2 separate regions of the Mus musculus genome follow, and region 2 is linked to region 1. The links are chromatin contacts, found by Hi-C or POLR2A ChIA-PET in ENCODE. All regions are on one chromosome and are shown on one strand. Each heading gives the region's core, a stretch centred on a gene start or an enhancer-like site at or near the end of the contact. The rest is flanking DNA. Distances are from core to core; before and after follow the strand shown. Region 1 holds the start of Daam1 (dishevelled associated activator of morphogenesis 1). Region 2 overlaps Daam1 (dishevelled associated activator of morphogenesis 1).

Region 1 (4,873 bases), core at 533-3,032:
AGAACCATGTGAGGTTGGGTTTCTTTCTGAATATTTTCCCACAGCCAATTGAACAATACATTAAGCCTACCCATTAGTTGGAGCATCACCGCTTGTACCCTTGTTCTGATGGCCAAAGGAACAATTGTGTTGTCTAGGTTCCACTTCAGATATTTGAAATAGAATAGATCAGAAGAGCAACAAAGTTATATCCTGCTTCTGTGGAGACAAACGGTTCTGCTCTGTACAGAATAGGCTTGTCAAAAGACGATCAGAATCCAACAGCAACCTCCTCTTTCACACACACAAAAAAAAAAAAAACCCAAAAATCAAACAAACAAACAAACAAACAAACAAAAAAACCCATCATTTTCCCTCTCCTCTGAGATGCTCCTCTAGTTCCAAGAACGTATTTCACTTGAGCCTTAGTGTTTGAAGCAGAAAAGGGAAGATAAGTAGTGATGTGATATTCCACCAGCAATTAGGTGAAGAGTAGTTGGAAATTTTAATTGTCAGTCTTCATTTCCTGAGAAGCAAAATCTTAATTTTGCTGGTGGAAGAGGGCGTGTGAGCTGATCACAGCAGTGCCATTGAGAGTGGAATGAATACAGCCCCCCCCACCCCCAAACACACACACACACACTTGGACATTTGTTCCCTCTATTTAAGTTTCTCACCTTTGGTGTTATTGAATGAGATCATGAAACCGAAAACTTTTATGTATTAAAACCAAAATCTTCCAGAAGGGTCAGAATTTCACTTCACACCCTTTGCTAACACTTGAATACACATAAAAGTGTCTGAAGATCGGGGGCAATCCTTGAAGGGTACTGTTTGCTTAAAGGTCTTAAAATTTTTATATTTTTGAAAGGAAATGTGCGGGGAACAAGGGTGGAGGGAGTGTTGTGGATTTTAAAATTTTATATATGAGTAATTAACTAAAACTTTGAGATATGCATGTTATCTTCGGAGGAGCTGAGAGCCACCAGAGCGGGAAGTCCCTAAAGGGATGAACAAAAGCATGGCTGTTCGATAGTTTTATCTCCACAGCAGCAGGCTTTCAGACGCAGGATTGTGGTGACTGTCTCTGTCTTCTATTACACAGCATTTTCATTAGTGACAGCCGCCGGTTTTTCTCAGGTTAGCCAACTAAGTTGTCCCCAGCTTTCTTCTTGACCACTCGACTCGGTCTTGGTTTAAAAGGGAAAAAAGGAAAGAGAGGAGGAAGGTGAACTAACCCAAAGTGTGGTTCAAGGAGATTCCTTTTTTTCCGCGGCTGGCGTTGTTTGATCCTTGGGGATGTGAGGAAATACTGATTCAGTATTCAACCCAGAACCCCTGGAGTCCTATGAATTAGTGGTTTTGAGCAGGGAAGGAAGAGAAAGGCTTTTATGGACCCTTCCCAGATGGGGGCAGGAGAGCCCAACCGAACAGAAGTGCCTGGCGGGTGTGCGCGAGTTCAGGACGCCCCTTGGTCCTGCAGCCTACCCGCTGGCAGGATCAGAGGTCAAGTCAAAGGGCACGGCCGCTGGGTGCCTCGCCCTCTTCCCCAAACATTATGCCCCTAGGCTTCTGACTGACCACCACTGGTTCTGCTAAACTGGAGGGCGGGGAGGGGGCGGGTCTGGGGGGCGGGGAGGGGGCTGGCACAGAGGGACAGAGATGCACCTCGGTAAATGTAGTTCCTGAGCGTGAGGATGGAGAGACTGTTTCGGCTCTGTCTGTAGGACTAGGACTACAACATCCAGAATCCTAAAGGCGAGTCAAAGCGTCCATGCGCAGTGGGTGCCACCTTGTGTCCTATCAGAGGAGACGAGGGTGATGTCACCTGCGAGTTGGTAACCTACGAGCGGCTGTGAAGGGAACTGTTTAACCGGATCCCATTGTACCGGGAGCGCAGAGCGGCCTTTCCAGCATGCAGCGGCTGCTCAGGTGAGGGGACTCCTCGGCTCGCCCGCCGCACTCATTCATTAGCGGCACCGCACCGTGGCGCGGGGTGGGCGTGCTGGTTCTTCGCGCTGTCGCGGCGCGCCCTCCTGCTGCTTCCCGGAGCTCCGGGGCCAGTAGGTAAATATTAAACTCGTCCTTCAGGTTGGGTTTGGGTGGGAACAGGACCGAGACAGCTACGAGCTGCCAATCTAGGCTTTGGAAAATGGCTGCAGCACGGCTCGGAGCGAGGCGAGCCTGAAGGAAGGCATCCCCGAGGATGGGGTCCCTCCCTTCTTTCTTTCCGAGGCGCTCGGTGGCCGTGGAGCCGGCCGGGTACATCTCTCTTCTTCCCGGCCACAGGCTCCCCGGGGCCAGGGCTGAGGGAGCTGCGGCAGCGGGCGGCGCTCCTGGGCCGCTGGCTCTGTAAGATCCGTGGGCATGGCCGTGACCGCGATTCCCCTACCATTCCTATCACCTTCGGGTCAAGTCATACTCAAAACGGAGGGGCTGACTAATCCAGGCAGTCTCCGAGTTTACTGTGTGCAGAGAGAAGAAGGAAACCTGGCATTGCGGAGGCCGCGAGCCGGCGGCTAGCTGCGGCGCGGGGAGGCTGCGTCTCCGGGGGACTGGATGGGGTTCCCCGCGTCCTGCTTCGAGGGGCGTATCGCAGTCTTGGCTCTGCCAAATGGAGCCCTGCAAAGGGCACCTGGGCGTGGGCTAAACGCTCTCCTTAGAACCATGGTGGTGATGGGGTGGTGGATAACCTAATGATAAGGTTCGCTGTGGGGGCAGGAGGGCTGGATAATCGGGTTTATCTAACTGGTGCCCAAACCAGCTGTTTGGGATTGGCTTGTCTTCTGACTAGAGAGGAGAGCAGGGCGAGGCGAGGCCGGGCCCGACCCGACCGGACCCGGCCCGGCTGGACAACTCGAAAGTCTTCTGGCTTTTCTTTTCCCTTTTTGCGTCAGCTCCATTCGTTCATTTACTCACATTCATCAAACCCTTCTACGGTCCTTTGCACGTTGCTTACAATCAAGGTTTGGGACGTTCTGTCCCCTCCCCATAAAATGTTTTACTGTGCTCAGAAATAGATTCCTCCTCTCAGTCTCTCTCCTCCACCGTCAATGTTGGGAGAGCATCCAGAGCAAATGCTGCCCGTGACCGTTTTGCCCCCATTGAATTGGTAGTTTCTTGAGATTTGAGCCGGACCTAGTGAATTGAAGCATAGTTTGCCTGCAAGACGAATCCGGTTGCCATGGCGACTTCTGCCTTTGGAATCTTAACAGCTCGCACTGCTGTTTCAATTCGTTGTGGCTCTGCGGGCAGCTGGGAGGGTGTGGTCGGGGGGGTGTGGTCAAATGTTTGCCCTGGGCCCAGCTGCTCCCTCTTCCTCACCCTCCTAGCAGCTCTGGGACTCCCCCATATTCTTTCCTACATAGCTTGGACACCATATTTTTGGACCTGTCCCCTCCCATGTGCCTATACATCATCTCAAAGCGAATTGTCTGGGGCTTTTGTTCTAAGGTAAACTAAATTTGGAAGATGTTTTTCCTCCAACGAGTGAACTGTATCTTTCCATCATTATCATAGTTAATAGTGCTGGAGGCAATTTACTTAACAAGGTCACTCTTCCCAGGCCTACACAGCTCCCTGGTCAGCAATTACCTGAAGTACCATTACCTGTAAATGACAGAGCAATTAATAATTGAAGTTGAGGTATGGAGAACAGAGACATTGCAATTTTTATGAAATCTAAACTCCAGCTGAAGATCCTTAAAGTGGAACTCTGGAGGCTGAAAACAGGAGCCCTAGGTCCTGTGCCAGCATTTTATGTGATGTCCTGCTGTGGGCTAACAGTTACCTCTGGGAGCACCTGTCATCTCATTGATAATGTAGACAGGGGAGTTCAGAGAATTCCTAACGTTGGTTTTAGGTTTAAAGTTTTGAGACTTGGAAAATGACTCCTCCTCCAAATAACACAAGGCTTAAATTCAGCTCTGACATTGTAGCATTCAACTTGTGTTGCTGGCCCCCAAACCAAGATCCTTGGGGTAACTGTTACATAAATGGACAGGACAGCTATAGTAGTATTTTAAAATTTATAATACACTTGATACTCCTATTATCCCAGCATCTGGACTTTTATGTTTTAGTCATAATTAGTTGCTTAGATTTTATGGTTTGCAGATTCACAATGAATGTAGTTTATTTGTAACTTAACTGAACAAAAGGCATTTAAATTATACTAAGATGTTTGTTTTTCATCTCCTGTTTGCATTCTCTTCCAAGTGTGGTATCTCTCAGAAATGGGGGATGGTGTGCATAGGAGTGTCTATGCAAGTGCATTCATGTGCAGGTTAATACTTGGTTGTTGTGCCAAGTGGATAATGCTCACCGTCTTAAGCTTAGTTACATCACTGTGAGGCAGCACTAGCACAAGTTAGCACTCTCTTGTTTATGTATTTATTTTTGTTCTCGGATTTATAATGACAGCAAAATGTCCTTCGTTTATTAGCTTGCTTGTCAATGCTTCTTGGTGCTAAGCTTTTTGAAGGCAAGGTCTTTGTCTTCTTAACCATTTCAGAATTTGGAACAGGTCTTTTAATAAGCATGTGTTAAATGGGTATTAAGGAGGATCAGAAATCCAAGGTTTGTATTTTTTCTCCTGACAGTTATGTAATTTGTTGTAATAATCCCCCCTTTTTTGATTAGTACCTACACCTTGCTACAGTTCTTTCCATGAATATAAAAATGATATATATATAGTTATTTTATAACTAATTTTGGAACTAATTCACCTACATAGGTTATTGTTTTTCTTGTTATAATTTCTTAGTACACTTAAAGAGATACTTTTATTAGTAGTACTTTCCTTGGCCTAGATAATTTTCCCAGAAGGCAGATGGCAGGAAACTAAGGAGAAAGACAAAGGCAAAGATAGCCGCTTTTGTCAAGCCACCAGTGG
Region 2 (5,036 bases), core at 173-2,672, 33 kb after region 1:
GTTTTCATTTGATAAAGGATTCTGTATTAAAATGATTTTAATACAAAAGGTGTGACACGCTTTGTTGTCCTTTCGCCGTCAGATGACTTGCTTCTGAAAGGAAGCTTTCAGGGTGAAGGGGAGAAGCCCCGTCCTGGTCTCCTTCCAGGCCGTCCGTGCAGGCTGCCTTCCAGTCACTGTGCACACTTCGACCTAGACACCTGGCTGTGGGAACGCAAGCTCTGTCTGTGATGCCCTGCAGGCTCGTTTGGGATGGCCAGGGACTAGGAGTGAGAATTGCAAGTTCAGTTTGTTCTGACACCTATCATTCTTGTAGTGTTTGTCTCTTGTGGTAAATACTATGCAGAGAGGTGCAAGGCTTCCTATGTAGGCCTGGAGTCCCTTCATGCCTCACCGGGACGGTCCCCAGCTCCCACTCATTCAGAATGAGTGTCCCCAGCACCCAGAAGCTGCTCGCACTGAAAACTCTTCCACTAAACTTCATCTTGAGGGGAGGGGTGAGTGAAGGGGCTTGTATTTATGTCAGTGCTGGACAGATAGAGGGCATATGCATAGTCAGTATATGTTGGGTTTCATCCTGTGCACAGGTGGCCCTCCCTGCTCCAGAGGCCAGCTGTCTGAGTGGAGCTACCTCAGTCGCTTACTGAGGCAGCCGAGGCAGGACTGTTGTTCCTTCTTAGCCCAGGCCCAAATACCTTAGAGTTGTAGATCCTTTGGGACATGTTTTGTTTGCTTGCTTTGATTTCTGGGGTATCATTGTAGTTCTTTGATTTGAAATAGTACAGAAAAGGAGTAAGTTTTTGTATGTGCCATTGGGGAGAAGGTTTACCATACAGCTGGAGGTGGCTTAGAACATAGAATGAAGTAGTTAATAGATTACCTTTCCTAAAGAAACGATAGCATGTGTGTTCCTTCCCACAAGTAGTCTTTTCTTACAGTGTCACATTTAATGGACTAGGAACAGAAGGAACCTTAGCAGTGATACTCAAGTCCTGCACACGTGTGGCATGGTAGGGAAAGTAAGTGCTCTGTCAATTCTACTCATCTTTCTTCAGGAAAAAAAAAAATCACTATTTTGTCAATGACAAAAATCCCAAGATCTAATGGTCTTCCTCAGTCTGAGTTAGACTTTGAGATTTTCAACAGGAAGTAATGAGAGCGTCTCAGAAAACTTAGCTCTATGTGCTCCTGCCCAGTTTTGTGCTGTCCGCCTTCTAAGCTTACAAGGAAAAAAAAAAAAAAACCTAACTGGAAGAGGAAATTGTATTTCTGCTATTGGCTGAAGAGGGTTCCAAGCATCACGTGGCTGTTGCTGAAATCTGGAAATCCACTTAACCCAGGCCGTTTTGTCTTCCCACACATTTGGAACGAACGCCGAGAGGAAAACACCTCTGTAGAAGCAGAGGGGCTATTTTTAGATCCACTCCTATTTTGGGTTTCAGTACTCAGAAATTTCCCCTGGGGGGGGGGGGAAGGTCATGTGTGTGCACCATGCTTGATGGGTTTCCTTACTCTGCTCTGTATGTACCACAGTCACCCGCAAGTCAGCACATCACATGCCATGCACATCAGTTGTCATCTGAGAGTAAACCCTGCGCCAGCCCCGCCAGCTGTGTTGGACATCCCTGTGTTGAGCATGTTTGGAGGTCAGAAGGTTAGTTTAGTTTGGATTTGCCTCTGGTTTCAGTAATATGTTTCTCCTGGTTCCTAGTGCCAGTTCATTGGCAGAACGGACTATCCCCTTTTACCTCAAAAAGGAAAAAAAAAGCTTGCTTTCAAAATACCAGAAAAGTAACCTTTCTTATGAGCATGAAATAGTAAATATTTGTAGTGCCAATTAGCCAGTAAGTACTGAAGTGTCAAATTATAAAATCACAACAAATTTAGTTATAGATCTAATTGCTTTTTCCCCTCTAAGCCACTCATAAATTGGGCAATCTCCATCTACACAATAGAATGAGAGCTCTTTGGTAATAGCCTAGCAGAGGCTTTAGGAGTGAGGCGACAAAACAATTGGAAACAGACTGATTGACATCAGCTCGTTCCAGCTTCCTGTTTTGTAAAGCAAGAGGGGATGTCCTTGATTCACGCAGACTCCTGCTTTCTGGAAAAACTGGTCTGTTTGGGGATTTATCTGCTTCCTGAAAGCTTAAATTGATTATGTGGTAGTTAGCAGGAATGACTCCATTTTGGTGTGGTCTAGGCTGTTGAAGCCTGTGGGAGTTCAACCCTAACAGTGGCCTCTCACAGTTGTATCAAAACATTTACTAGGCTGACAGTGAAGATTTCTCTCAGTGTGTTTCTGAGTGTTTTGGTCCCAGCAGGTGGGCGATGGTATAGTGTTTACCAAATTCACTCTTGATGATGGTTTAATGGTGTGTTTTCTGTTATACTTAGAGGCATGCAGGCTGATGTGTTGATTACCTGTTGATTAGCTCTGTTTCATTGGTATGCAAATGTCTGTCATAAATGGTAAAAATTATATGTACCAAAGAACTACTTTGAAATAAATTTCTTTGTAATTTACCATTAGGAAATGTTTGGTCTGTATACTTATCTTATGTCCCTGTATACTTGGAGTCACACAAAATGTTATTTAGTGAAATGCAGTCACAAATGGAGAAAGTTTAAGAAGCCCTCTTCTACCTTAAGTTCCTTCCTGTATAATCCAACACACGTGATGGCTATTTAGTCATCTAACTTCATAGTGCAGTCTTTATGAGTTTATAAAACCCTGATTGAAAACATGCCTTCCACACTGCTGTTTTCAGGGATGGTCAGGGGACAAAAACCAAGAACACAATGAAAAAAAAAAGTCCCACATATACTTGAATCCTGGCTCTTGGAGTCATTATTTCTTTGAAAGTCAATCTCATAGAAACATTTCTCCATTTGTTTACCAAGAGATGTGTAGTCTCAGTCCTAAAAACTTGGTAGGAAGTATGTAACCTTACCTAATTATACTCGTTGGTTGAAATGAGGCAGAAAGAGGCTCAGCTCCATGTTGTGGGTCTGATTTTCTTTTTAGCAAGCCCCCAGAGACCCTTTGGTGATGTGTGACTCTGGGCAGTGGCTTCCATCCCCATCAACTACCCTGAATGTTTTTCAACCTATAATTAGCAATTGAATTGAATGAAAAATAGATTCCTGTCTACCACCCCCATGCTAATAGTAGAATGTTTGAGGTAATGGAATAATAATATGGGCAGATAAATATAATACCAGTCAACCTAAGCAATACACTGTCCTTGTTTTTTAAATTTGAGGTCCTGTGTTGATTAACTGTTTGACCCTGGAAATAGATTTCAAGTTTGCCATAGATGAAACCAACCACAGGGCAAATCCGTCACTTCACAGTCCTTTCCTGAGAACAGGTGTTGGGGAAAGGTCCTTCCCGAGTGCTGAGAGGTGAGTTTCTGTGACCATAGGAAGACAAACTGCTGCTGATAGCCTGTGTCAGCTGCAAGAGTGACTGGGCTAACACACAGACAAGCGTTTCTGGGAGGGAAAACCCACTCAGCTTAGAGGCCCTGTCACCAAGCATCATCTTGCTAGAGAGGCCATGATGTGTTACCTGGAGTGTAACATGGAATCATTTCTTGGGCTTGGGTTTCTTTCTACTTTTACAAGTTAAACACTTAAAACAGATTTAACAAAAATTCAGTGGAGATTTCAGAGAGATTAGAATTTAAGAAGCATTATTCTGTGGCATGGGGTGGTGGGGGCATTCTGTCTACCATTCTTGGTGTCTGAATTAAGTTTTCCTTGTTGAGCAGCTGTCTACTTGGCTGCTGATGGATCTTTTGCAGACCAGATCTTTTGAAAAATGATGCTGAGGTTAAGACAAATTAATTAGCATGTTTCTAGAAGGTGAGTGGTGAGTGATGTAACTGAGGCCGGGGCCAGGGGTGGGGGTGGGGTAGGGTCCTGGAAGGAGACCTTTTTTACTTTGGGGATCTTCATTTCCCTCTGCCTCCGGTTTTTTCTTCCACCATGTGGCACCCATATTTCTTATTTAAAATTTAACAAATTATAGTTGTATGCTAATGAAGTCCAGCATTTTATTTAAAGATACTCATACACTATGGAGTGATGAAACCAAACCAGTTAACCTGTAGCACAAGCATTTTAAATTTCTCTCTCTCTCTCTCTCTCTCTCTCTCTCTCTCTCTCTCTCTCTCTCTCGATGGTGGTAGGGTAAGAATTCTGTAGCCTTGAACACCAGTCATTGCATATTGTCAAGCCTCCTGCTTTTGCTATAAACTCAAGCCCAAGAAATAGTTTCCTTTCATTTTAACTCTTTATAGAATATTGGTACAAACAGTTACAAAACATGGCAATAATTCCTGACGCCGGTGCAGACAAAGAATAAGAAGAGACAGGGATTGTGGGAAACAGAATCCAGTTGTTGTAGTTGGGGAATGAAAATCCTAAGCTAACGGAGTATCCAGCTGTTTGACAGTTTATGAGACCACAATTGAAATAGCTTTATTATCTTTAAGGAGAGTGGTCCGGGTTGAGAGTCTGGGTTCCAGTTTCAGTTTTCTCCCTCATTAGCTGTGCAACTTCGGCTAGCGTATGTGGCTTAGGCAGCTCAGATTCTCACTGGAAACAATGTCAGTAATGAAAAACCGCACCACAGGCTTGCAGTTAGAACTCGGTGCTTGCCATAGAATGTACCTAACTAGATGCTATCATACGGCTGGCTAGTCAGGTGACTCAGTGGAGTGATCGGTATGTTTGTGTTATTCAAGCATTTTTTGAAGCCCTAAGCTATTGGACGATGAGCATAGCATTTGAGAGGCATCACTCAAAGGAGGATTCCACTAAGTAAAGTCTGAGGTGATGGGCACATTTGATAACTAGCCTGGTCACTGAGCACTTAGTCAGGTGCCATGTAGCCCCAGTGTGTTGGCTTGTTTGTGTCAGCTGACACCAGCTAGAGTCATTTAGGAAGAAGGAACCTCAATTGGGAAACTGTTCTCATTAGATTTTTCTGTGGGCAAGCCTATGTTGTGTTTTCTTGACCAGTGATG

The links. Hi-C counts contacts between places; a loop is a spot of excess contacts on that map. ChIA-PET counts read pairs that join two places held with the same protein, here RNA polymerase II (POLR2A).
Region 2: a map of heart shows a loop between it and region 1 (2.9-fold over the local background). The contact joins the enhancer-like site here to the promoter of Daam1 in region 1. A Hi-C loop is called at or near these places in 6 of 37 maps with a recorded cell type or tissue (T-helper 1 cell, T-helper 17 cell, heart and 1 more). POLR2A ChIA-PET finds 5 or more read pairs at or near these places in 3 of 5 experiments (all embryonic stem cell).

Annotation. Positions count from the first base shown.
Region 1 is chr12:71,829,286-71,834,158 of GRCm38, forward strand. It overlaps Daam1 (dishevelled associated activator of morphogenesis 1), which reads left to right and starts at 1,783. Exons shown (of 26, transcript NM_026102.3): 1 at 1,783-2,046.
Region 2 is chr12:71,862,674-71,867,709 of GRCm38, forward strand. All of the region lies in intron 1 of Daam1 (dishevelled associated activator of morphogenesis 1), which reads left to right. Among named protein-coding and RNA genes, the nearest start is that of Daam1, 34 kb to the left of the region's middle. Within about 2 kb of position 1,423, at least 1 of the 3 ENCODE cell types and tissues checked has a DNase peak (open chromatin) inside an H3K27ac peak, as active enhancers do; it is heart, where a contact is called at or near this core.